Regions from separate parts of the Mus musculus genome. Here regions 1 and 3 are each linked to region 2. The links are chromatin loops, found by intact Hi-C in ENCODE. Cell type or tissue: heart. All regions are shown on one strand. Region 1 holds the start of Pigf (phosphatidylinositol glycan anchor biosynthesis, class F). Region 2 holds the start of Rhoq (ras homolog family member Q). Region 3 holds the start of Mcfd2 (multiple coagulation factor deficiency 2).

The links. Hi-C counts contacts between places; a loop is a spot of excess contacts. Peaks named below come from ENCODE experiments on the same cell type or tissue, not always from the same donor. Only the 100,000 strongest peaks of a DNase experiment are listed, where the experiment ranks them.
Region 1: a loop joins it to region 2, with 3 times the contacts of the local background. A loop is called at or near these places in 15 of 42 quality-filtered maps.
Region 3: it touches region 2 in a loop (2.5-fold over the local background); 2 of 42 quality-filtered maps call a loop at or near these places.

What each region holds. Positions count from the first base shown.
Region 1 is chr17:87,022,207-87,030,206 of GRCm38, reverse strand. Pigf (phosphatidylinositol glycan anchor biosynthesis, class F) reads left to right here and starts at 4,806. Exons shown (of 6, transcript NM_008838.1): 1 at 4,806-4,909; 2 at 6,294-6,542. The coding sequence starts at 6,315. It overlaps Cript (cysteine-rich PDZ-binding protein), which reads right to left and starts at 4,646. Exons shown (of 5, transcript NM_019936.3): 1 at 4,532-4,646; 2 at 2,443-2,508. The coding sequence starts at 4,547. In heart, a CTCF peak has its summit at 4,459; a DNase peak (open chromatin) is centred at 4,746; H3K4me3 peaks cover 2,376 bases; H3K27ac peaks cover 1,327 bases.
Region 2 is chr17:86,959,408-86,967,407 of GRCm38, reverse strand. It overlaps Rhoq (ras homolog family member Q), which reads right to left and starts at 4,297. Exons shown (of 5, transcript NM_145491.2): 1 at 3,661-4,297; 2 at 3,050-3,108. The coding sequence starts at 3,802. LOC115488765 reads right to left here. Exons shown (of 3, transcript XM_030250169.1): 3 at 3,862-4,535. The coding sequence ends at 3,862. In heart, a CTCF peak has its summit at 4,906 (motif pointing left); DNase peaks (open chromatin) are centred at 2,677, 4,247, 4,947, 5,967 and 3 weaker places; H3K4me3 peaks cover 3,487 bases; H3K27ac peaks cover 4,343 bases.
Region 3 is chr17:87,260,557-87,268,556 of GRCm38, reverse strand. It overlaps Mcfd2 (multiple coagulation factor deficiency 2), which reads left to right and starts at 2,610. Exons shown (of 4, transcript NM_139295.3): 1 at 2,610-2,722. In heart, a CTCF peak has its summit at 2,494; DNase peaks (open chromatin) are centred at 2,516 and 4,936; H3K4me3 peaks cover 2,250 bases; H3K27ac peaks cover 1,792 bases.

The DNA.
Region 1 (8,000 bases), 63 kb before region 2:
CAGCTTTCCTCAGCATGTATCCCATGGCTTTGACATCTTTAACATCTTTGAGTCTCTAAGGTAATTTCAATGTTACAGCTTCTTGTTTCAGTGTCTGGGATTCCACTTGATCTTTTGGACTCTTCCTAAGGGCTGGCATCACTTCTCCAGCTCTGCCCTCTGTAGCACTCTATGCTCAGGTTGATCCACTCCACTACAGCTGCTGTTCTTGGTGATCATCCCTTGGTATTGACATCTCCAATACACTGGGGTGTTCCACTCCAACTGGGCTTCACCAATAGTCTCTCATAGCTCTCTTCATGGTGCCAAGTCTCAAATCCTTTGCATGACCCCTTCAGTCCTGGGCCATCAATTGCAACTGAGGCTGCACCTTCACCAATGGCCTTCCATGGCCTCTCACAGTGTCAAGCTTCAGCTGTTCTTCATGACACTTTCATGCCTTCAAAACCAGTACCACCTGGGTGATTCTTACACAATACCAAGTCCAGCTGCAGCAAGAGGTACAACCTTGGCTATCTCTGGAACACAGCTTCTTTGTGCTCCCAGAAAATACTTCCCACAAGATTTCACCTCAGTGATGCTGATCTCTTCTTAATCACTGCTAATTTCTTAGCTCCAGCTAACCAGCATCAATTGTCCCAGTAGTTCCTTCCATTCTTAACTCTAGAGCCAGAGCCACATGGCTGAAGCTGCCAAGTTCTGTTGCTTGCAGGAACTAGAACATGACCCGCTTGTACTATTACATTATCACTGGCTTTATGTTTTCCAAATCCTTCACTGCCTAAGCTTGGCTATCCTGGATCTTGCTCTGTAGATTGACCTTGAACGCAGAGATCAGCATGCCTGTCTCATGGGATTAAAGGTATGTACCACCAGGCCTGGATCTAAATTTAGCTGGTAGGATCTTGCCCCAAGGTCCCACTCCCTTAATCTGTTATTTCCTAGAACACAGGTTTTTGCTCTATTTCACTTCCTAGTATGCCTTTAATACTCGAACCATATATTTTATATTTTTCCTTTCTAAGCTTGCTATGCTTGTTCAAACTTCTCTTTATGAGACTTAACCAGAGAACAAAGTCTCTGCTGGGCTTTTTTGGAACTTCCTTTGTCAATGCAATTAATCTGAGTCTCTTCACCTTAGCCTCAGGCAGACTTTTCAGACAAGGGCAAAAAGTAGCCACATTCTTCACCAAAATACCACAAAAACAGTCTTTATGCCACATACTGAAATTCTTCTCCTTTGAAATCTCTTGGGCCAGGTCAACACAGTTACTCCCAGCAACAAAGTCTTCCAGATTCCTACTAGGATGACCCACTAAGCCCCATTTAAAGCATTCCACTGAGTTCCAAATCCAAAGTCCAAAAATCCACATTCTTTCAAATAAAAGCATGGTCAGGCCTATCACAGCAATACCCCACTCCTGGTACCAACTTCTGTCTTAGTTAGGGTTTTACTGCTGTGAACAGACACCATGACCAAGGCAAGTCTTACAAAAAAAAAACCAAAAAAACAAAACAAAAAAAAAACAAACATTTAATTGGCGCTGGCTTACAGGTTCAGAGGTTCAGTCCATTATCATCAAGGTGGGAGCATGGCAGTTTCCAGGGAGGTATTGGTGCAGGCAGAGCTTAGAGTCCTACCTCTTCATCCAAAGGCTGCTAGTGGAAGACTGACTTCCAGGCAACTAGGGTGAGGATCTTAAGGCCACATCCACAGTGACACACCTACTCCAACCAGGCCACACCTCCCTGGTACAAGAATATACAAACCATCACAGACCCTTATTGTAATTTTTAAAAATCTTCATATAATAGCCCAGTTTTTAATGAACACTGTATAATTGCTTTATTGTTCAGTCTTAAAGTAGTGCTTTGACAATGCCTACACTCTTTTTGTATGTGTAACATCTGTCTACTTTGGTTTTTTTTTGTTTGTTTGTTTGTTTTGTTTTGTTTTTGTTTTTCGAGACAGGGCTTCTCTGTATAGCCCTGGCTGTCCTGGAACTCACTTTGTAGATAGACCAGGCTGGCCTCGAACTCAGAAATCCGCTTGCCTCTGCCTCTCAAGTACTGGGATTAAAGGCATGCATCACTGCACTGGGCTTTGCTGTATGCGTTTAATAAAAAAAAAAAGTAAGGCAGTCTAAATTTGTTTGAGAATGTAAAACTTAGATGTGGGAAGGAAATGTAAACACAGACTTTACCAATCTGAATCAAATAGACATACATTGAAATAATAATTTTACTACTTCTTGACTATATGAGGAATCCGTACATGTAACTCAGATGATGAAGAAAGATGTGCACTCCCAGGAGAACCGAGCCCTCGGTGTTTACTGGGCAAGGTAATCAGCATCTAACACTGCACTGTGCAAAATGTGACGCACCAGAGCAGGGCCACAGCGCTTGACCCAGCTCCTGTCTCCTAACAGCAAACAGTACCTGTGGTGTTCCGGGCACCATCTTTCCATGTGTCTGGAGTGATAACTCTGCCGAGTTTCTTTTCACCTGTGGTCGCCAAGACAGCAAAAGAGAACAGCTGTCATCTAATAAGCAAACTGTGTGGAAATAAAATAACAAAACCCATTTCTTTGCTAACTTTACAATAATAATTTAAAATGATAAATATATTGTATCGCCTAAAGTACATAACGATATGAAGTCAGATTATAGGAGGAACCTACTAATGCCAGGGTAGAAACCAATGAATGAAAACTTAAGATAGTAACAGTGGGCAACAGATACTGGTTCTAAATAAAACTTACAGGACAAAACGATGCTCTAGTAACAGGCTTTAACTGATTATACTTTAAGCAGTTCTGACAAACTTATTCATTCCTCTCTCTCACATTCTCTAATCACCTAGTCTGTACAAAGCACCATGCAAGGTTCTGATGAAAACAAAGCAATTTAAAATGATAAATATATTGTATTTATATGCTCCAAATGGACAGTTACTTAGTACTGTTTAAGTAGGGCACTGTTCAGGGTGGAGAAGAGCACTGGATGCTCAGTGGTATGGATGTGCCAGCTGAGGCCAAACAGTCCTCAAACACCTAACAGAACAAGGAAAAGAAAGCACACTGAAACCAAACTCCCTGGAACTCAGTAAATGCACAACTGGAGAACACGTACGTGCCAAGTTCTAAGAGGTAACTCTAAAAAATTGGAGAAAAGTAACTTTCTCGAATAATGTGTGATACAAGGGAAGACTGAACTGAGGCGGCTGCTGACATTACAGCTTCTGTATGCAAGTACCTCAGTTTACTTACGGGGTGCATGCAATGAGCAGACAGACTGAGAGGCTACAGATAATAAGACCTTAGATTTCTCAGAAGAGCAGAGGAAATGACCTTTCAGGGCACAGCACAAAGGACGGCTTCACAATCTAAATACATTTAAGCCACATTTAATTAACCATTTATCCCACTTTCGAAAAGAATAAAAAACCGTTTAAGAATGGCACAGCTCTGGAGGGGTGTCTGTGTCCAGAGTTCTACATACTGAGGGGCTATGAACAAAATGGGTCCTGTATATCCGCCAGTAACTGAGATGTGGGTTGAATCTTGTCAGAGAAGGCTGTCTAGCCCATGAAAGAGATCAAGAGAAGAAAGTTGTTTTTAAACGAATCATCAGCTTTTGCAGCTACCAAAAAAAAAAAAATTAAATATTTACAACAAATCTTAAGGGTTTCATTGGAATTACTGAATGGTAACTAAAAGGGTTAAAAAGACCTTTCTAAAAGCCAGGGGTGACTACTTAAAGATTTCTTTGGTGGTGATGAGACTCTCTCCTTCACCTGACCCAAAGCTGTGAGTATTAATGAATTGACGGGATGGCTCAAAATATCCAATTTAACTTAATTTCAGATAGCCACTGAAGTAATTTTTAAAATAAAATCTAGCCGGGCGGTGGTGGTGCACGCCTTTAATCCCAGCACTGGGGAGGCAGAGGCAGGCGGATTTCTGAGTTCGAGGCCAGCCTGGTTTACAGAGTGAGTTCCAGGACAGCCAGGGCTACACAGAGAAACCCTGTCTCGAAAAACCAAAAATAAATAAATAAATAAATAAAATCTGTATTAAATGCGGCATGTTTTGTAGTAAGGAAAAGCAGAAAGTCAAGATTTAAACATTATTCGGGACATATTAATAATACTGGAAATTAACCATTGCTTATAATCTTAAGATGTAACCGAGAGCCTGGAACTTATACTTGTGACATCTGTCAACTCTTGATGCTACCAGAAAGATCGTGAAGATCCGATTTAAGCCTCCGAGAGCCAATCAAGAAGTTGTAACGGAGGAGACCCAGAAGGGGCGCGAGGACGACAACAGAAACAAACACAAGAGGCGCAGAACTGAAGCCATTCTCAACACAGAGCGGAAGGCTATGCTTACGGGACAGGCAAGAAGGGCCGAGGGGCAGGGTAGGAAGACACCGGTTACGCCACAGACCAGCAGGGGAAAACCAGAGAAATCCCGAGAGAACTTCTCAGCCCTCCACCTCCCCCAGAAGCAGCCCCTGAACTTACACTTTTCACACACCATCCTTACATGGGGGTGTCCCTGTGCCCTCAGCCGGCAAAGCAGGAGCAGCAACCCAAACACAACAACGCCCCAGCGGAGACGACTTCCTCTTCCGGCTACGTCAGCCCGCTTCCGGACTCTCAGCCCTCCCGCTCCGGCCTATCCCGTACCTAGAAAGTCGCGGGAGGGATAAACGCGAGCTGATGGGCGGGGCTGCTCTCATTATCCCGCCCCTTCTCGTCAACGATTGGCTGTGCGCTTGTGAGTTCCCCCCGCCCCCTCGCTTTCTGGTCTGCGCCTGCGCCAGGGGCCATGCCAGCCTGTAGCACCTGAGGGTGGGAGGCGGTGGTGTCCCCCTTCCCTTCGGCGGGCGGGAGAGTTAGGTAAGCCGGTGGCGGGTTGCTTCTCACACTCGCCCGGGGCGGGTGCAGGTCGCACCGCCGACCGCTGCGGTGACTTCCAGGGCGCCACGCTTCCGGCGGACCAGAGGATGCCCTGCGCTACCGACCCTCTGAGATGCCGGCGTCTATCACAGTCTCTCAGGGGACTCCGACCTCAGGTCACCGGGTCGGCCGCACGGGCTCTCTCTATGATGGCGACCTCCAGTTGCCCACACTGCGCCGTCCGAGGCTGGGACGGAGCCACCTGGGTGGGGTGGAGCTGCGGTCCGCACCTGAGCAAAGGCTGCTCAGGAGGAGGGCTCGGGAGCAGCCAAGCCTTCCGACCCCGTTCTCACGGGATCGCGAGTCCCGAGGGCGGCTTCCCAGGTGTGGTGTCCTGGGTCGGGGACTCGCTCGCCGGTGTCACCTTTGCGTTTGGGTACCGCTCGCGCTCGCCGTGTTAGATGGGTGTTTGCCGGTGGCCTAGGATGGATTTCTGATCGCGCTTCCTGCCTGACCCCGCAGTGGAAGGGAGAATCTGAGAAACTTTCCCCAAGTCTTTTCACGGCTATGCGTTCTTGTCCCGACCCTGGAGGATTTCTTCTTGTTTAAAGAGGCGATGCTTGAAATGGCTTGTGCGTGTGTAACCTTGGCCGTATCTGCTAACTTGTTCATCCAGTTTTCTTAATCAGTATCATTTGCTTTTGAAAACGATAAGTGTGAATGAAATGAGGGCTAATAGCACCATGCCCAGACTTGCGCTTTTACCTTTCCTGCTAGTTCCTCACCCTGCGGTGTGGATGTTACTTTTTGGGCCCGATTTTTACTACATTGTAACATGTGTTACTTTTAAGTTCTTAATTAACTTTAGTCAGTATAACATAGAAACTGTTCTCTAGGTCAAATATATGTATTTAGAGACTGGAAACTATTGTTTCTCCTCCCACTCGCGTTCTGCTATTACCATTATTTAACATCTGTACAGACAGTGTGAGCCCTTAGTGTAGCATAATGACCATCTTAAGATGGTCCTCCACCATTTGCATATCTAAGTGTATACTTGGCTGTCATTTGGGAACTGCAGTGATTTTCGCCAAAAAAGTAAAATTAGTTGCTGGTGTCTGGCACATGTCCCCTTTGTAGAAACCAGTCACAAATATTTAAATTTTTACAGGAATTTTCTTTTTGAGGCTCTGAAAGATAATGTATACCATATTAGAGAAATCTAAAGTAACAATTAAAATCTGCATATGCTTGTTCTGTGTTTTGAAACAAATATGTTGCCCATAGAAAATTATTAATACATGGTTTATATTTAGAGTATTGAAGTGCTTGGGACAATGGAAAAAAAATCATTACATGTTTTTCTTAATTTGTTTTCTACTAGATAGCTACCCAAGAAAACATCATGAAAGATACTGACATCAAGAGACTTCTGTATACCAATCTTTTGTGCGTATTTTCAATTTTCCTAAGCATTTTCATTCCGTCCTTCTTCGTGGACAACTTCTCAGTATTGGAAGCTCATTTGACCTGGCTGTGTATCTGCTCTGCTTCTGTGACCACTGTCAATCTCTTGTCGTACTTAGTAGTGAAACCGAATGTGTCCTCTAAAAGAAGTTCATTGTCACATAAGGTAAGGGTCACTTCTGTTGCTTCACTGGCTTTAGGGTGGAGGTTACAGTGTAAGAAGGAAGTTTCGCTTCGTCCTTATTGAGTGATTTACAGTGTAAAGGGAACCAAGTCTCCCCCGCCCCCACCAGAGCAGTAGCCTGTTACCTTCCTACAGTGTTTGATAGATTCTTGCTGTGCATTCATTGTGGAATTATGACTCCTTCAATGCATCACAATGTGAATGACCTATATAAGCATGGTTTTATCACGGAAGATAACTTACAAGACACTGCAGTTTATTTTCATTTACTTTTGTACATTTTTTTAGGTATGTGGGTGGGCAAATGCATTTGGGGGCTGGAGGACAACTTGAAGTGTTATCTTTAGAAACCCTGTCCGCCTGCCCTGTCCAGGACATTTAATGGTGTGGAGCTTATCACTTAGGCCAGAGTGGCTCTCCAGAGAGCCTCTGTCTCCCCAGTGTGGGGACAAGCAAGCCCCATACCTGACATTTTACGGTGGGTTCCGGGAATCGATTCAGGTCCTTGTTGCTTACTGACTAAACCGTCGCCTAAGCCATTTATATTTTTAAAATACATATTTTTATTGTTTGGTAATTTCATACATGCACGCTGTGTTTTTGATCACATGCATTCACTCCCTACTCTATTCCTACTCCCTGGGCAACTTGATAACCTTTTGTCTTTGTAGTTATAACTTCTAGAACCCTATATCTGAATGGATGTGGGGCCATCCACTGGAGCTTGGAGTTTTCTAGACTTCATTGGAAATTAAGTCATAGCAACTGTTATTTCACATGTGACCTTCCTTGACTAAACAGTTAAATGTTTTCAGATATAATTTAATTTTTTCTAGAATAGTCACTATGCTATGACATTTGACAATTATGTTAAATTAAAATCTCACTGAATACTCAGTACCGTGTTTAATTCCCTGTTAGAACATTTTAAACACACATGTACACGCACATAGACACAAAATATATAATTCTTTTTCATTTAAAAGACAAATATCACACAAATACACGCTACCCACCATACCAGCATAAGAGCCAAAAGTGATTTCTGTTTCTGTAGTGTGACTGTGACATTACTAATACTTAAGAAATATTGATAACAGTGTTGAGGTACAGAAGCCACAGCGACCTTATTATAGAAAGACCCACGAATCACCTACAAAAAAATAATGAATGCTACACTTTTTTTTTTTTTCATTTTAAAACAAAACTGGGTAAATTGCATCAAAAAAGCAAAACACTAATTTCTCAAATCACATTCATATTACAGAATAGACAATATTAAAAAAACACAAAAGACTTGAACATCTACTAATAGGCCTATGCCTAGAACGTGATCTGAACGTTCAGACGATGTAATTCCAAATCACATATTAACATTTTAAATTGTGTACATACGACACAGCTCTCATGTTGAAGTCAGAGGGTAGGTCTTTACTTCAT
Region 2 (8,000 bases):
ATGCTTGTGGTTCTGGACTTGACTGGAATCGTCGAGAAGGCCAAGTGTAAAGACGTGGACTGGAGGTGCCAACCCGAGCGAGGCATTGCTGCATTTATTTAAGTAGGTATGCCAAGCACCCACACACGTGGGCAGTTTGGAGAGAAGGCCAGTGCTTTCCAGCGTGTAATCTTCCTCCTCCACATCCCACTGTCTCTGGAAAAAGAACCAGCTGAAACCTACATATGCCCCTTGCTTCTCAACGTCTACACAGAACCTGAAACTATTTCTCTGGCTCCACACCTCTGCTAACAATTCTAGGACCTGGCATGGTAGCGGAGTTGATCGACTTCAGGCATGATACATTGTGCTCCGCTTTCGACCACCCCCAGCCCCCAAAATTAACTCGTCCATAGCAGAACACAGTAATTTCTTGTAATATCATTTGCACGCCTACTATACACAAAGAACTGTTCGTGCCAACTGTTTTTGCAAAGGTTAATGAATTTAAGACAGCCTACATCCCTGCAGTGGAGATCCTAATTATCCACATTTTACTATTACAGAGAAAGTAAATAAATTCAGTTAGAATTGCATGCCTAGTATAGGTAGAGATATGACCCCAAGGTGTTTTAGTCCCAAAGTCCGCAGATGTCCCTCTTTTTCTATCTGGCCTAAAATCCCTGACATCTGAGTGTATGTATGTATGTATGTATGTATGTATGTATGTATGTATGTATATTTGTTTACCATTATTACTATCATCATAAAAGGAATCTGGAAAATATTTATAGAGAGATAGAGTCTTAGCAATCAGCACAGAAACATACATAAGACACATGAGCAATCATGTGATCCAGACGCTTACATACACTCCTACCAGCAGCAGTGATCCCATAACTTCAATGTTTTCTTTTGCACGCCCCCAGATGGCTACTTAGCATGATATGACAGCCCTACCATTTTGTCTGATAATGGCTACCTTTTCGTACTACAGATGAAAGTATCAATAACGTTAGCCCAAAATCCTAAGTGTTCATCTGTGGTACTTAACATCGTGTGATGTGTGACCCCCTGATCACACCCTCCCCATCCACACCCAGACAACTGCCACCAAGAGGATGGCTGTAAAACTTCAGGCATACAAACAATCTGACCGACCCCGGGGCACCTCGGTACTTCCCAGGACCCCACTGGAGTGGCACGGGGTCCTTTATCTCGGCAGCAAGCTTTTGTAAGCTGTGTGAGCTTAGATGTACATACACGTGCATGTGGTTGCCCCGGTCTCTGCTATGCAGAAGGCAAATATTAAGTGGGCTTGCTGAGTAAAGTACATGTTTAAAACACGACCATTGCAACAACAAGATGAGGTAGATTAAGAAATTAAAAATTGGGAACTTTCTTCTCCAAAAACTGTTTCAACTATTGTCAACTCCCTGTCTATCAACAGCACCGCTCGGAAGTCGGAGGTACTTGACTGCTGTCCACTCCTTGCCCTCCAAAATGGATGAAAGGGGTGTTGGTGGGGTTAAAGAATAACCAAAACAGGCCCTAGAAGTTGAGAATCACACACACACACACACACACACACACACACACACACAGCACTGGCCTGAGCCACTTCAGTGAAAGGGGTGTCCTCCCCTTTGCACTGCTGGCAGGTCTCCATTCTCAGATGTCCCTCTAACTCAGTGCTCCTCAACCTTCCTATTCTGTTCCCCGTTAACACAGCTCCTCCTGTTGCTGTGACCCCCAACCATAAAGTTATTTTGTTGCTATTTCATAACTGTGATTTTGCTACTGTTATGACTCTTAATGTAAACATTTGATGCTTAGGATAGCTGATAGTGATCCCTTCCCGACAGGCTGAGAACCACTGCTCTAACAGTTGAGAAATCGGGGCCAAATCAAGCCTCTCCCACCTCCCCAAAAACCCACAAAATATTTCTAGACATGAGTATAGAATCTGAGAGCGTACGATGCTAAAAGGCAGATCTAATCAAACACATATTTAGCATATCGTATCTGGTGGTATTTCTCTCCCCCTGGGCCCCACCCCACCCCACCTCCATCTTCAGCCCCCTGTTCACAACTAAAGCGCAAAGACTGGAGTCACTGTTCACCGTTCAATGGCTCGCGCATCCTCAGGGCTCTCAAGCCTGCATAAGACACAGCAACTTCCAAAGACTTCAGAGCACACTGCAGAGCTGAATTCTGCGAAACCATCACCTTAGTCAGCCCCAGAAGAAAGAAAGTGGGTCTGGCAAGACAGTGGAGCTAGGTTAGGGAGACAGAACCCCCAAGAAAACCCCTTAACCCTACAGGAGAACAGTCTGACCCTTCAGTTTGCCAGCACTAGCCAGAGACTGCAGAAAGACGCGTTCCTTTCCTTTCTGCACATAATCTCTCCAAAGAAAACACAAAGTCACCTGGCCCTCCAGGGGGAAGAAAGCTTCCTCCAAGACTCCAGCTGAACTCTTAACCCTGCCGCCCCAACCCCAGGGAGTGGCTGACGGTTGTTGTTTCTTTTCTTTTTCCCTGTGCTCCTCTGGTAACACCACAAATTACGTTTTCAGGGACTGGAGTCCCAGAGTGCAATGATGTTGTAATAAACACAACCAGGACCAAACGCCTTCCCAGCCTCTTAGATGATGCCATTTCCCACCAATCAGGCTCCTCGGGCAGGCAGACCACTCACCAATGAGGGCCCAGACAGAGGCTGCGAGGGGGAGACCTGGTCATCAGCAACTAAAAATAAGAACGCTTTACCATTGGCTGCTGCCACTTTGCAACAGGAGTTGGGACCCACTCACCAGGCAACACACGTAAAGACCCATACAGTCAAAAACTTTTCACATCGCGGGGTTCACGCTGGTCTGCGTTTTCTTTTGGGTTTGTTTCCTTAATTTGCTGACTTAAGAAAAAAAAAACCAACCTGATCTTGAGGCAGCCCCCCCCCCCAAAACACACCCTCCCACCTAGACACCTCAGTTTCCAAAGGCCCTCCACAGCCACACAGAATTGGCGAGAGATGGGGGTAAGGGAACCGGCCAGAAGCCAAAACACTCACCTGTCCAGCTGTGTCATAGAGTCCCAAGAGGTACTGCTTGCCCCCCACGGTGACGCTGACTGCAAGGACAGAAGTGGGGGGTGGGGAGAGAAGCTCACAGTGATCTGAGATCTAGCACTTTGGCTCCCCACAGTAACCTCCTTTCCCAAATACTGGGAAGCATGTGGGTGCTCCCCAGGAGACAACATTCCCCTTTTATCCGAGTCCACTTCACTGCCAAGTTGCATGAGATATAGGTGTAATGTGGCCCCTGCCATCCACTCCCCCCCCCCCCCAAACCCTGTAGCCACGTCTACTAGTGTTCCCAGATGTTTCCCCTACAGGGGTTTCGGGCAGTAAGGGAAGAGGCAGCTGGAAGGTCAAGAAGGGCGCTCAGGGGACTGAAAAGTGTGGGAGACGGGGCGAAGGGGGAGATAGGAATGGGGTGGGAGTTGCTGCGAGGGGTGGGGTGACCAGAGGCACAGCTTGGGGGGGGGGGTGAAGCCGCCAGGCAGAGGGCACGGCGGGGGAGGGGAGCACGCTCAGGGGAGGCAAGCCAGGGGGCTCAGCCAAAGTTGCTCCAAAGTTCCCAGCCGGGGATCAGCCCCTTAGTCAGCAGGGCAGAGGCGTACCTGCGTAGTGGTCGAAGACAGTGGGCACGTACTCCTCGGGGAAGGCGTCGTTGGCATAGCTCATGAGCAGGCACGTCTTGCCCACCGCCCCGTCGCCGACCACCACGCACTTCAGCATCAGCGCGCCGGGCCCGTGAGCCATGCTGCGGCCGGCCGGCCTCGGGGCATGGTCCCCCCGGAGCCCCCGCCCTGGCCCCGGGCTCAGCCCCAGCCCGCTTGGGGGGTCCGCCGTCGCCGCCGCTCGGCGCAGCAGGGCCGCCCTCCCGGCCCCATGCAGCGGTTCCCCTGACCGGAGGAGAAGGTGCGGCGGGCCCGGGGCGCAGCCGCCGCCGCTTCGATCTCTGCCCCGCTCCCCGCCCTGGCCCGGCTCGCCGCGCCCGCCTGCTGGCCCCGCCGCTCGGCGCCCGAACCCGCTCCCCGGCCCGGCCTCCCCAGGAGGATCCGCCGGATCATAAGACCGTCCGGCCCCAGGGGAGTCGGCAACTTTGGGGAGGGCGGCGGAGGGGAGGGGCCAGGCGGCTCTGCCCGCCCCGCGCCGCTCCGGCCCCCGCCCTCCTGGGCCGGTGAAGGGGGGTGGGGGAGGGCGGTCCGGGCGGCTCCGGAGTGCGGCGCGCCCCGCGCCCGCGCCCGCCGTGCGCTCCTGCCGCTCACCCAAGCTTGACTCCCTGGGAGTCGGGCGCGGAGGCCGAGGAGGAGGCGCCCTGTATCCGGGAGGATGGGGGCTGGGGGAGGGGCTCTTGGGCAGCCGCTAGGAAGGAGCCCAGGGCTCCTCGCGAAAGTGCGGCCAAAGCCCGGAAGCGTCCGCAGGCCCCGGTGCCCGGAGGAGACGTGAAGGCCTTTCGGGGAATCACGACGACTTCCACGGTGACGCAATTCTGCAACATTATACAGATGTGTATATTTAAATTCTGCCTGGAAGGCAGGAGCCATCTCGTCGGCCTGCAAGTGCTCCACGCAACTAGAAATCAGGAACAGCGGCCAAGAGGGTTATAAATATAATTAATAACAATAATTAGAAAGGTGTGCGGAGGCTGGGAGGGTGGTGGGTCTCGGAACTGGAAAACTGAGACTTCTGGCTTATTGCTTGCTCCTCAGCATCACTACCCCACGCTTTTCGCAGCACGAGCTTGAGTCATTTTCTATGAAATCGGTGACTAAGAGATGCAGCATATTGCACCCCCAACCAGCCACAAAGGGGCGAGCCCTTGTCAGGAGACCACAGATGTTATTTGTGCTCCCCCTGGAGGCGACATCGTCCGAGGCTTCCTTTCGCTTCCAAGCGTCTCTCCAAAAGTATTCAATTGTGATCCCTGAGGTATGATGTAGCCTCGCGCTCTGAGACTTGGCCAGTGATTCAGGACCAACCCTGCGCCTCTGTCTGGCAAGTCCGGAAACACTTGTCTGGCCAGGGCCAGTTAGTTGTGTGGCCGAGTGCTGCTTTAAATGTACGGTCTTGGTTCGAAGGCTCACTCTGCGCTGACTGACCCCACACCGCAGCCTACCCCCAAGCTTGCTGACAGGGAAGTCCTTTCCTCTCACCAATTCATAGTGGTAGAAAATGCTGTGTTGAGAGGTGCGTGGGTCACTCATACCCTTGCCCCCGGGATTTAGGTGGGGGAAACTGGGACCAGTGAAGTGGTTACCAAAAGGTTCCCTGTCACTCCCGGTGTTCAAGGGCCACCTGGGGAGATGCCTACTGTGATGCCCTCATTTCACTTCCACGAACCCTGGACGCCAGTTTTCAAGTCATAATCCTGATTTCAATTCGACCAGGAAGATTTCAAATAGTATTTAACGTTCCTTGTGAACGTAGGGGAACATCTCTCCATACCCTGTCCATTGCATTCGAGTGGAGGTACTTGCATTGACTACACTAATAAATCTGAAAGTTACTTCATACATTCTGAAAGGTTAGGAAAGGCACCACACTATCTTGAAGTCAGGTCTTGACACTTTCCCGTGAAGGAGAAGAGAGCAAGGTTTGCTGCTTGCATCACCATTAGCTCTGGCTGTGTTTGCGAAGACTAGTATTCTGAAAGGAGGAAATGTGGAAAGGTTAAAGAGCTGTAGGAGCCAGCTCTGCCGGAAAGCTGAACTTGGTCCAAGCACCACAAGTTAGTAGCATGGCTGGCTGCCTTTCTCTAGGCCTGTTTTCTGCTTTAAAAAAAAAAAAAAATGTGAGCTCATCTTACAGGGACCCCGGGTCCTGGATGGCTTGTGAGAAGCTCTGAGACTCTCAGAGTACACTCCGAGTTGGGGACTGATGTGGGATGAATCATGTGGTGGTGACTTCATTGGCGACAGTGACCTCATTCCCTTGGCCCACAGTGATGCCAGACAGACTGCCAAGAATATTAGAGCTCTGGGGACAGTCACACCTGGTGGATGTGGGGGCGGGGCGGGCCCACTCTAGAACACTGCCTTGACAGTCCATGCACTCTTCAACTGGAATAGTTAGACCTCTGCAAGACCCTCAGTTTCCCATGGGCAAAAAAGAGAATGCCCAAGTGGTAAAACAGAACAAAACCAAAAACAGTTCTCAAATGTCAAGGACTCGGGCACAGGAAACAACTTTGTTTCTGGGCATCCCAGAGGCCTCTGCTCTTTTCCTTTTGTTTGAACTGTGAACACTGAAACAGACACAGGTCTGTGTGAGAACAGTGAGCCCGTCTAGGCCGCCTTCTCTTTTTCCTCTACTCCTTCCTTCCTCCTCCTCATTCAATATTCCACTTAACAAGCATGAATTGAGGTCGACTAGAAGCCAGGCTTTCTTCCTGGGCAGGGGACATCGAGCTGGCAAGTCACAGTCACTAGAGGGGGAGCGGGAAGGAGCTGATGGGAAAACAGATAGTTGCTACATAATGTAATCAGTACTGTGGGAGGGAATAAAGAACAGACTTCTGGAGGAGCCGGGGAGGCAGCAGCGCATAGCTGTGGGTGTGCTGTGGAAGGATTTGCAAAGTTACGGTATGATTGGCCTGGGGCTCTGAGGTCATAGGAAGAGGCCTGGGGAAAGCAGACAGTGCATGCTGGCCGAGGAAGGGCAGCGCAGAACTTCTCGGGCATTCGGATCATCTGAAGTGGACAGGTTATTTGTCAAACCTTATCCCGCTGGGCTGCGTACATTCAGAGAACGTATCTCCATCTCGATAGCAAGAGACAAAGGCATCATGTAGGTGAGCAGAGGTCCTAAAAGCAAGGGCATGGTGAACAAGGGAGTGATTGGCCGCGTGCTGCTGTGTGCGGTACCTGTGTGTCACTCAGTACTTGGTGGTCAGCGATGGAGATAATCTTACTTTATTTCTGAAATGACTCTGCAAGATAAGACTCGTGGACTCGTAGACAGCTATTAGTCCATCTGCCTAGGTCAGCACCATTTGCCTCACGTCTGCCATCAGGCGCTTTGACTGGAGGCTTTCCTCTTACACATCCTGCCTGAGTCCCCACCCCCCTTTTAAGTTTGTGACCCTCCTGTCCCTGAGTCCTTACTGGCTCCTTCAGATGGGCAGATTGAACTATTTCAGCTCTCCTTTTTGCCGAATGAGTTGAAGTTAGTTTTTAGCCTCTGATAACCAAAGGAATTCTGACTCTTATCGTGTTCGCATGATAGCCAAGGTAAGAAACACACAAAGACAGTCAGAACCTTGCTCAGTCTCCCAGCTGAGTAGCAGGGCTAGGGTTTGAAAGGTGCGCTTCCAAGCTCATGCTACTTGCTGTGTGTTCCATGACAAAACAGCAAAGATAGCAGATAAGGAAAATGACAGATCTCGGCCTGTCACTTGAGGCCACTCAGGGCCTAGGGTATGGGTTTGGAGACTAGAGCTAAGGTCAGGCAGAGTTGGGGAGAGAGTGTGTAAGAGCAAGCAATGGATTGCCATGAGCATGAAGAAGAGAGTGAGGCTCAAGAATGGTCACATGACAGTATCCATGGAGTTTGGTAACAGCCTGAGGAGGGTTTACATCTTCTGTTTGCCACTCTGACCAGCAGGTTTTCCTTGACTAATTAAACTAAAGCCTTAGACTTCATCTGATAATTTAAATTCACTTCATCCTTAAGCCAGTCAGGGTAGCCAGTGAAATGCTGGGTGGCTTTTACCTAACACTGGGGCTATACTCCATTCATAAAACCATCATCGTGAGAAGGGGTTGGGACCCTTTGGATGTCTTCAGCCTTTACTTCCGAGGCCCAGCCTTCATTCTGACTAGATTCTGTAATTCTGACGTGATAGACAGCAGTTAAGAAGGAGAATCTCTGCCGGAGAGGCATCCATCACATCTTGGTTGCTGCTCAGCCGAGTCCCTAGGTCTTCCGAAGGTGCAGTGGAAATGACAGCTTCAAT
Region 3 (8,000 bases), 300 kb before region 2:
AAAGTCACAGAGGTAGTGTCTCTGCCATAGACCAAGCTTGGGCAAAAATGGATGGAAGCAGACAGATCATGTGGGCCATCTCTGAGACACCCTTCGTGGCTCCATGGCGGCTCCTAGCAGTAGAACCACGAGAAACTAGAGGTGTAAAATGTGTTTTAAAGTTTTATATTTTGATAGCACAAGGAGATTTGCTCAAAGGTATACAAAGGTAACAGAATCATGAAGACCTCCAAGAATTTCAACTCAAATAACCAAGTGGATATCAGTGATATGGCTACCATAGACAAGACTGGCATGGGTTTGAGGGGAAGGGTCAAGTTTTACAAGGGGTCCTTAAGCTTAAGATTCCAGTTAGCCATCAAATGGAGCTGACAAGGAGGCCGTTATTTAGAGGTACCAAGAATTACAGGAAAGATGGCTCACTTGGGAAAGTACTGCCATACAATCAGAAGACCTGACCTTGGGCCGCTGGCACCCACATAAAAGCCTGGCATGGTCGAAAGTGTCTGTCATCTCAGTGATGGAAGAGGGGGTCTCGGAGACAGGAAGATTCATGGAGCTCATGGCTGGGCAGCTAGCCTTGCCAAACTGACAAATGCCAGGTTCGAGAGACCCTGGCAGAAGAGGGTCAGAAGAAGACATTCAGTATAGATTTATAGCATCCATACATAAGCAAATGCTCTCACACACGTGGACACATGCAAACATATTACATATGCACATACAAAACCTTTAGGGAGTTGTTTGCATGCAACTGGCCTTTCAAGCACAGGACTAGATGAAATCACTAGATGAGAGTACTCAGCACCATGGCGCCCTCTTTTCGTACGTTGAGCAGAGGATGCGATGCCAGGAGGACAGACCGGAGAACAACAAGCATAGTTGTCAGGAAAGAAAAAAAAAATGCTTCAAAGTGTGGCTGTGCCTTAGGGTTTTTAATCGCTGTGAAGAGATGCCATAACCACAGCAACTCTTGCAAAGGACAACATTTAACTGGGGCTGGCTTCCAGTTTCAGAGGTTCAGTCCATTATCATCAAGGTGGGAAGCATGGCAGCATCTAGGCAGACATGGTGCTGGAGAAGGAGCTGAGAGTTCTGCATCTTGATCAGCAGGCAGCAGGAGACTGTGTGTCACACTGAGCATAGCTTGAGCATAGCAGAACTCAAACCCACCTCCACAGCATTCAAACAAAGGAGACAATGGGAGCCATGTTTGACTTCGAGGAATAAGCAAGTCAGAAGAGACCTGGTTTGCATGGAGATGGCCATTTCAATAGCATTGTAGGAAAGAACCAGAGGGCAAGCATCTATGCAGGTAAGAATGATCCAGTAGAAAGAGAAAGATGACAAAAGCTAGCATCCACAGAGAAGGTGGAGTATCTGGCTTGGTGGCAAGTGCTTATTAGAAAAAAGTCTGAGCAGGGCAGTGGTGGCACACACCTTTAATCCCAGCACTTGGGAGACAGAAGCAGATGGATCTGAGTCTGCGGGCAGCCCGGTCTACAGAGCAAGTTCCAGAACAGCCAGGGCTACACTGAGAGATCCTGTCTCGAAAAATCAAAACACCAAATCAGCAACAAAACAAAAAGTCTAGGAGGTGTGAGGTGAAGAATGCTCCAGGCTACCCTCGGTCCAGTCTCTACTTACTGAGCTTCATAAACTGCCTGCATTTGTAGCTCCCAGGACAAAGGATCGTAGGTACAATGCAGTCAACTACAGGGTACCCAGAATGAACTGGACCAAATTAATCTAACCTTCAGAATGAGATGGAATGAGATGCAATATCTTAGGGACTCTTGAAAGAGGCTTTCTCTCCCTATGGATAATGTTGAAATCTTAATCTTGGAAAGTGGGACAAAGAGACAAAAACGGTGCTGTTGGGCAATTTTCAAGGCTACAAGGAAGAGGGGGTGGGGGTGGGCTTTGATATAATCTCTCTCCATCTTTGATGTAGGTGCATCTAAAAAAAATACGATTATGTATCTTCAAAGATACAAAGGAGAGAAGGAATTTTAAAATGTACAGTCCTAAGCTCATATATCTATCTGTATCTATACACATTCACTGAAAGACAATTTTGTTAATATCAAAGGGCAGGATCCTTTTTTTTTTTTTTTTTTTTAAATATATTGTCTTCTCTCAAAGAAAACAACAAAACCAGACGATTTCAGGAACTTTACTAGCTGGATCTTGAGGCTGCGGCTCAGGGAATGGAGCAAAAAGAAAATGGAAGCAGGTCAGTCTTGGAAACGCAGGATCCCCGAGAAGTACCGGCTGCCTCACTGGGACAGGAGTTAGGGGTTTTACTCTCTCAGTTTGTAGTGGAAGCAAGGATATCCGTCAAAGTATAGAGAAGGTGAGGCTGGCCAGCTTCGGAGTCCGCCTCCTCCGGATCCTGCAGCCCACAACCCACGGTGAGCCACGTTCCGGAGCCTCAGGTTTGCCTAGCAACCAGCTCGCCTCTTGGCCTCCCCAGGGCCCTAGCAGTAGGGTGTCGCCCTCGGGAGGCGGGTCTGGCCGCGCCAGCCACAGGGGACACGTGGATCCACTGGATCGGGTCGCACAGGGGGCGGGGCCGGCAGCGTTGGTGGGCGGGCGGGAGGCTGTGCGCGTGCGCGGCTGGGCGAGGGGCGGGACCGGCGTGCGGAGAAAAGCGTCCCAGGGACGGCAGCTGGCAAGGTTCACGTTGGAGTGCTTCGCGACTGCGTCGGGGATTATCGGGGTGAGCGAACCCACGGGCCGGAGGCCTGACCCTCGGGGCAGAGGTCGGTCGGCCTGGGGCTCGAGAATGGGAGGCCCGGGTGGCGGGGTGGAGGATGCGGACCTTCAGGGCGCAGCGGGACCTGTGGCCCACGGAGGCAGCCTGTCTTCCGAGAGGGTTTCGGGGGCCAGACGTGTCTGCCCGGCTGAGCACCGCGCTGTTGTTTGCGCTCACCCCATTGCTGGGAGTCTCAGTACTAGGCTGTAGGGCCAGCTGTGTGGGCTGGACACGGACCCTGGCTGGCCTGGAAGCACGCGGGTCTCAGGCGTTACTCCATCTGCCTCTGGCTCCCCCACCTTCCTCGGGGCAGACCCACAGGTCCTGTTGTCTCGACAGGGTTGGCTAGTTTGAGCCTAGGAGGTTAGGTAGACAAGGGATGCTCGTTTGTCTCGTTTTCCCTTTCTGGGACATGGCACCTCCATCCACACATATGCCCAAACCAGAGGCCTGGGCGTCACTCTTACCTACACTCATCAAATACATTGAACCTATTCAAAACTCTCACTTTTCCAGACACCTTGCCTTAGCAATCAGCTCTCTTTTCTGCTCCTTTAATATTGATTGACCCTCCTCAACGTGTCCAGTACAGGGGAGGTAGAGACACGCTCAGCCACCCTGCCCCATTCCCAGGTCCTTCTGTGGATTCTCATTGCCCTTCCAAGCTCTTCTTTCCTTCCTGCAATGCCTGTTGTGACTCACTCACTGTCTTTGTACTTTACTCAAGACCTGCCCCTCCTCATCTGAATATTCTGGATTGGACTTAAGTCATGTTTAGGTGTTCACTGCCATATGGAGGGGCGTGCTTTGCTTTGGGTTGAAATATTTCTTCTCATGCTTTCTGTGGATGGGGGTGTGTGTGATACCCCTGGAGTGCCTCTTTAGTGACCTGTGTTTTGCTGTCGAGAGGCGTCTGACTGTTCTCACAGCCTTCACAGCTCTGCTCTCCCTATGTAACTAGGCTCTTAGTTAAATGTTAGTTATAAGGGTAGCATGGCATTCCTTTGGAATCCCCCAGTGAACAAATGGACCAGACTATTAAACACCAGCCTATTCAGGACAAGTTTTCAACCTCAGCCCATGTGGGGGCTTTCTGTAACCCAGAAACTTGCTGGTTACTTGGACTTCAAGAGCATGGAGATGACTACAACTAGGAAGCACTAGTCAGTTGGCCTTGGCTCCGTGTAACAGGATGTCTGGGGTGTTGTCAAATGTGATTGCTTTGAATGTAAATTCCCAACTAAGAGCCTCTGAAGGCTGCCAACAGCTGCTAGGAGGAAAGCCCACTCCCTGATAGGAATAATGGCCCAGTGGGAAGGAAGGGTGGGCAGGAGTGCTGCAAAGGGAGAGCTCAGCCTTAGGCCAGGGCCTCTGAGATAGAGACTTAAGTACTGTGTTTCTTCTCACCCCATTCTGACCACGTCCCACGCCAGCTCAGCGTTGTTCAGTTCACAAATGAGAGAACACAGATCCTGACCTTTGGAAAGAGGAGAAGGAAAGATAGGAAGGAAGAAACAGACAAGGAAGCAAGGGGTGTTAACCACAAGAGTCTTTACGTCTCATCTGAACCGGGCCTAGGAGGAATGACCAGACACAGTGGCAACAGAGGCGTCCGGAGCAGTGAGAGGAGCCCTGTTGGAGTCAAGGCTCTGAGGCAGGTCAGCATTGCCCTGTCAGACTCATGCTAAGGCCCTGATTGTTTTCTACAGCCCTCTCTGGTTTCCAGACGATCTGCTTGCCGCCGCCGATCATACCCCACTGATCATACCGACAGGGTTAGTGGTGGTGGTCTGCTGAGCTTAGCAATATCCTTTTCCTCTTTCGTTGCTGTGTGTGTCTCTCCCAGAGTTGCTCATTCTGTTGAAGATGACCTTCTCCAAAGGATGAGCAACAGCCTTTCAGTCAAGAATATATAAGTAGTCAACATAAGATAGTCAAGTTTCTAAGACTCCAGGCCCATCAAGAAGAGTCTCTGTACATGGGGGTCTTTAGAAAAGGGAAGTCAGTTGTCAGCCTCTCCCTTAGTTGGGTTTTTCTCTAGCTTGGCCTTTGCCGTTTCCTGAAGGTGAGTGAGCCAGGGAACCCTTGGGGCTTATCTTTCCAGGCCTTGTGCCCATGGCCTTGAACTAAGTAACTGGAGTGTGGATGATGCAATGTGTCCTTTTTGACTGGGAACAGTTGAATCTGGCAAGTGGCAGGCCCTGCCTCTTGTCGTCCCCGTGCTTTGTGGGATTCCTTCTGACTTCCTGGAGCTGGTATTTCTTGAGCTTTCATGTTGGGAACTTGCCGACGACGCAAGCTCAGAGGTTCTTGGCTTTTATACTGAAGAGAGGCTAACCTGAACTCAAAGTTCCTGTGCTTATTAACCACTTGGGTCAAGGTCTGCTATTACATCAGTTTAAAACATGCCACAGGTACACATCCCAGCTGGAGCCAACCATGTTCTTCGAGGAAAGGCGCCATGGTTTCAGTAGACAGCTCCAAGGTGCCCCCCTCCCCAATTACACTGACATCAGAATGTGGCTGCAGGCTGTAGACCTTGCCTCTCGATATAGAAGTAGAAAACAACTAAACAAGACACGTGACATCAGTGTGGCTGTCACACTCAAGCACACTGTCCCTTCCTCAGCATGCACATTTTTTTTTCCCTTTTCTTTTTAAATCTTAGCTGTGTATCTGTGGTTATCCCTCTAGTCCACCAAGGACCATGACCCACAGGACACACAAGTTGTGAACCAGTAGTCTAGACACCAGGCAGGTGCCCTGTACTGAGAATGTCTTCCTATTCCAGTCCAGAAGCCAAGAACCAAAAACACTGGAAGAACATAGAAGCCAGGCTCAGGGTGGCACATGCCTGCATCACAGCACTTGGAAGGTGAATATAGATGACTGTAGTTAAGCCAGCATGAGTTGTATAGTGACAGCCTGTTTTAAAACAGTAAAACAACAAAAGCCAAGGGGAGAAGACACTGAAGATAATTGAGTCCGAGGGTTAGGGAGGACTGGATCCCATTTCTGGTCCTTCCTACCCCCACACTCCTAAGATGTGGGCCCAGAATAAGTTATTCTGCTCTGGCCTGGGTTAAGTGACATCAGCATAGTAGGCACTACTAGGAATAACTTGAGAACATGTTCTCTGTTCCTGGTACAACCTTGGCAGGGTCTAGATGCTTGCTTCTTAAGTTGGAAGTGTGGTTTCTAACTCTTGAATTATCTGGAGGTAAATGTTAGCTAGAAACTGCCATTGAGTATTAGAATTATGGTAGGGATTACATACATATATGGAAAAAGTCATTTATAGTAGGTTTTTTGTTTGTTTTGTTTTTGGTTTGGTTGTTTTGTTTTTTTAGATAGGATTTCATTATGTAGCCCTGACTGGCCCAGTGGGTAAATTGCATGCAGCTTGAGGACTGGAGTTCCCATACCCAGCACCCACATAAATGTCAGGTATGTGTGCAGCTGCCAGTAATCCCAGTGCTCAGGTAGGAGAGACAGAGATGAGGGTTAGAGGCATACTTGTATATGTGTATAGATTTACTTTGCAGCAGTGAATTATGGGTAGACTTACTGCCTGCTTTTTTTTTTTTTTTTTTTCATTGAATCTATTAGAAACCTTATGCAGCGTGATAGATTGCATAATGTCATTGCACAGTAGTCAGGCTAGATACTGCGTTTGAGCACCTTGAAAATTACTCCTTTGTGATGGTTTGTATATGCTCAGGCCAGGGAGTGGCATCATTAGAAGGTGTGGCCCCGTTGGAGTGGGTGTGTCACGGTGGACTTGGGCTTTAATTCCCTAGCCCTAACTGCCTGGAAGTGAGTCTTCCATTAGCAGCCTTCAGATGAAGATGTAGAACTCTCAGCTCTGCCTGCATCATGCCTGCCTAGATGCTGCCCTGCATCTTGATGGACTGAACCTCTGAACCTGAAAGCCAGCCCAATTAATGTTGTCTTTTATAAGACTTGCTTTGGTCATGGTGTCTGTTCACAGCAGTAAAACCCTAAGACAAAATTGGTTCCAGGGACTGGGGTATTGCTGAGATAGGCCTGGCCGTGCTTTTGTTTAGAAGAATGTGGATTTTGGAACTTTGGATTTGGAAAGCAATAGAACGCTTTAAATGGGGTTTAATGGGCTATCCTAGTAGGAATATGGAAGGCTTCATTACTGAGAGTGATTTCAATTGTGCAGACCTGGCCCGAGAGGTTTCAGTGGAGAATTTCAGTATGTGGTGTAAAGACTGTTCTTGTGGTGTTTTGGTGAAGAAGTGACTTCTTTTTGCCCTTATGTGAAGAGTCTGCCTGAGGCTAAGGTGAAGAGACTCAGATTAATTGCATTGACAAAGGAAGTTTCAGAAACGCCCATCATAGACTTTGTTCTCTGGTTCAATCTCATAAAGAACATTTTAAACAAGCATAGCAAGCTGAGAAAGGAAAAATATAGAATATATGGTTCAAGTGTTAAAGGGGTGCCTGGAAGTGAAATGGAGCTGAGTCCTGTGTTCAAGGAGATAACAAATTAAGGCAGTGGGACTTTGGGGCAGGATCCTACCCAGCTGAGTTTAGACCCAGGCATGGTGGTACACACACACACCTTTAATACCAGGAGATAAAGCCAAGCAGATCTCTGAGTTCAAAGCCAGTCTGAGACAGAGCAAGTTCTAGGTGAAGAAAAGCTTAAATCCAGGCCTGGTGTTACACACCTTTAATCCCAGGAGACAGGCATGCAGATCTCTGAGTTGGAGGTCAATCTACAGAGCAAGATCCAGGACAGCCAAGCTTAGGCAGTGAAGGAGCTGGAAAAGAGGAAGCTGGTGCAAATGTAATAGAACACGGGAGCCATGTTCCAGTTCCCGCAAGCAGCAGAACTGCAGCTTCAGCCATGTGGCTCTGGCTCTAGAGTCAAGAGGAGGAGACTACTAGGACAATTGATGATTCTGGTTAGCTGGCGCTAAGCAATTAGTGGTGATTAAGAAGAGACCAGAATCACTGAGGTGAAACCTGGGAAGCGTTTTCTGAGAGCACAAAGAAGCTGTGTTCCAGAGATGGCCAAGGTTGTACCTCATACTGCAGCTGGACTTGGTGATGTCTGAGAGTCACCCAGGTGGTATTGACTTTGAAGGCATGAAGGGGTCATGAAGAGCAGCTGAGACTTGGCACTGTGAGAAGCAATGAAAGGCCATTGGTGAAGGTGCAGTCTCAGTTGCAGTTGAGGGCCCAGGACTGAAAGGGTCATGCAAAGGAT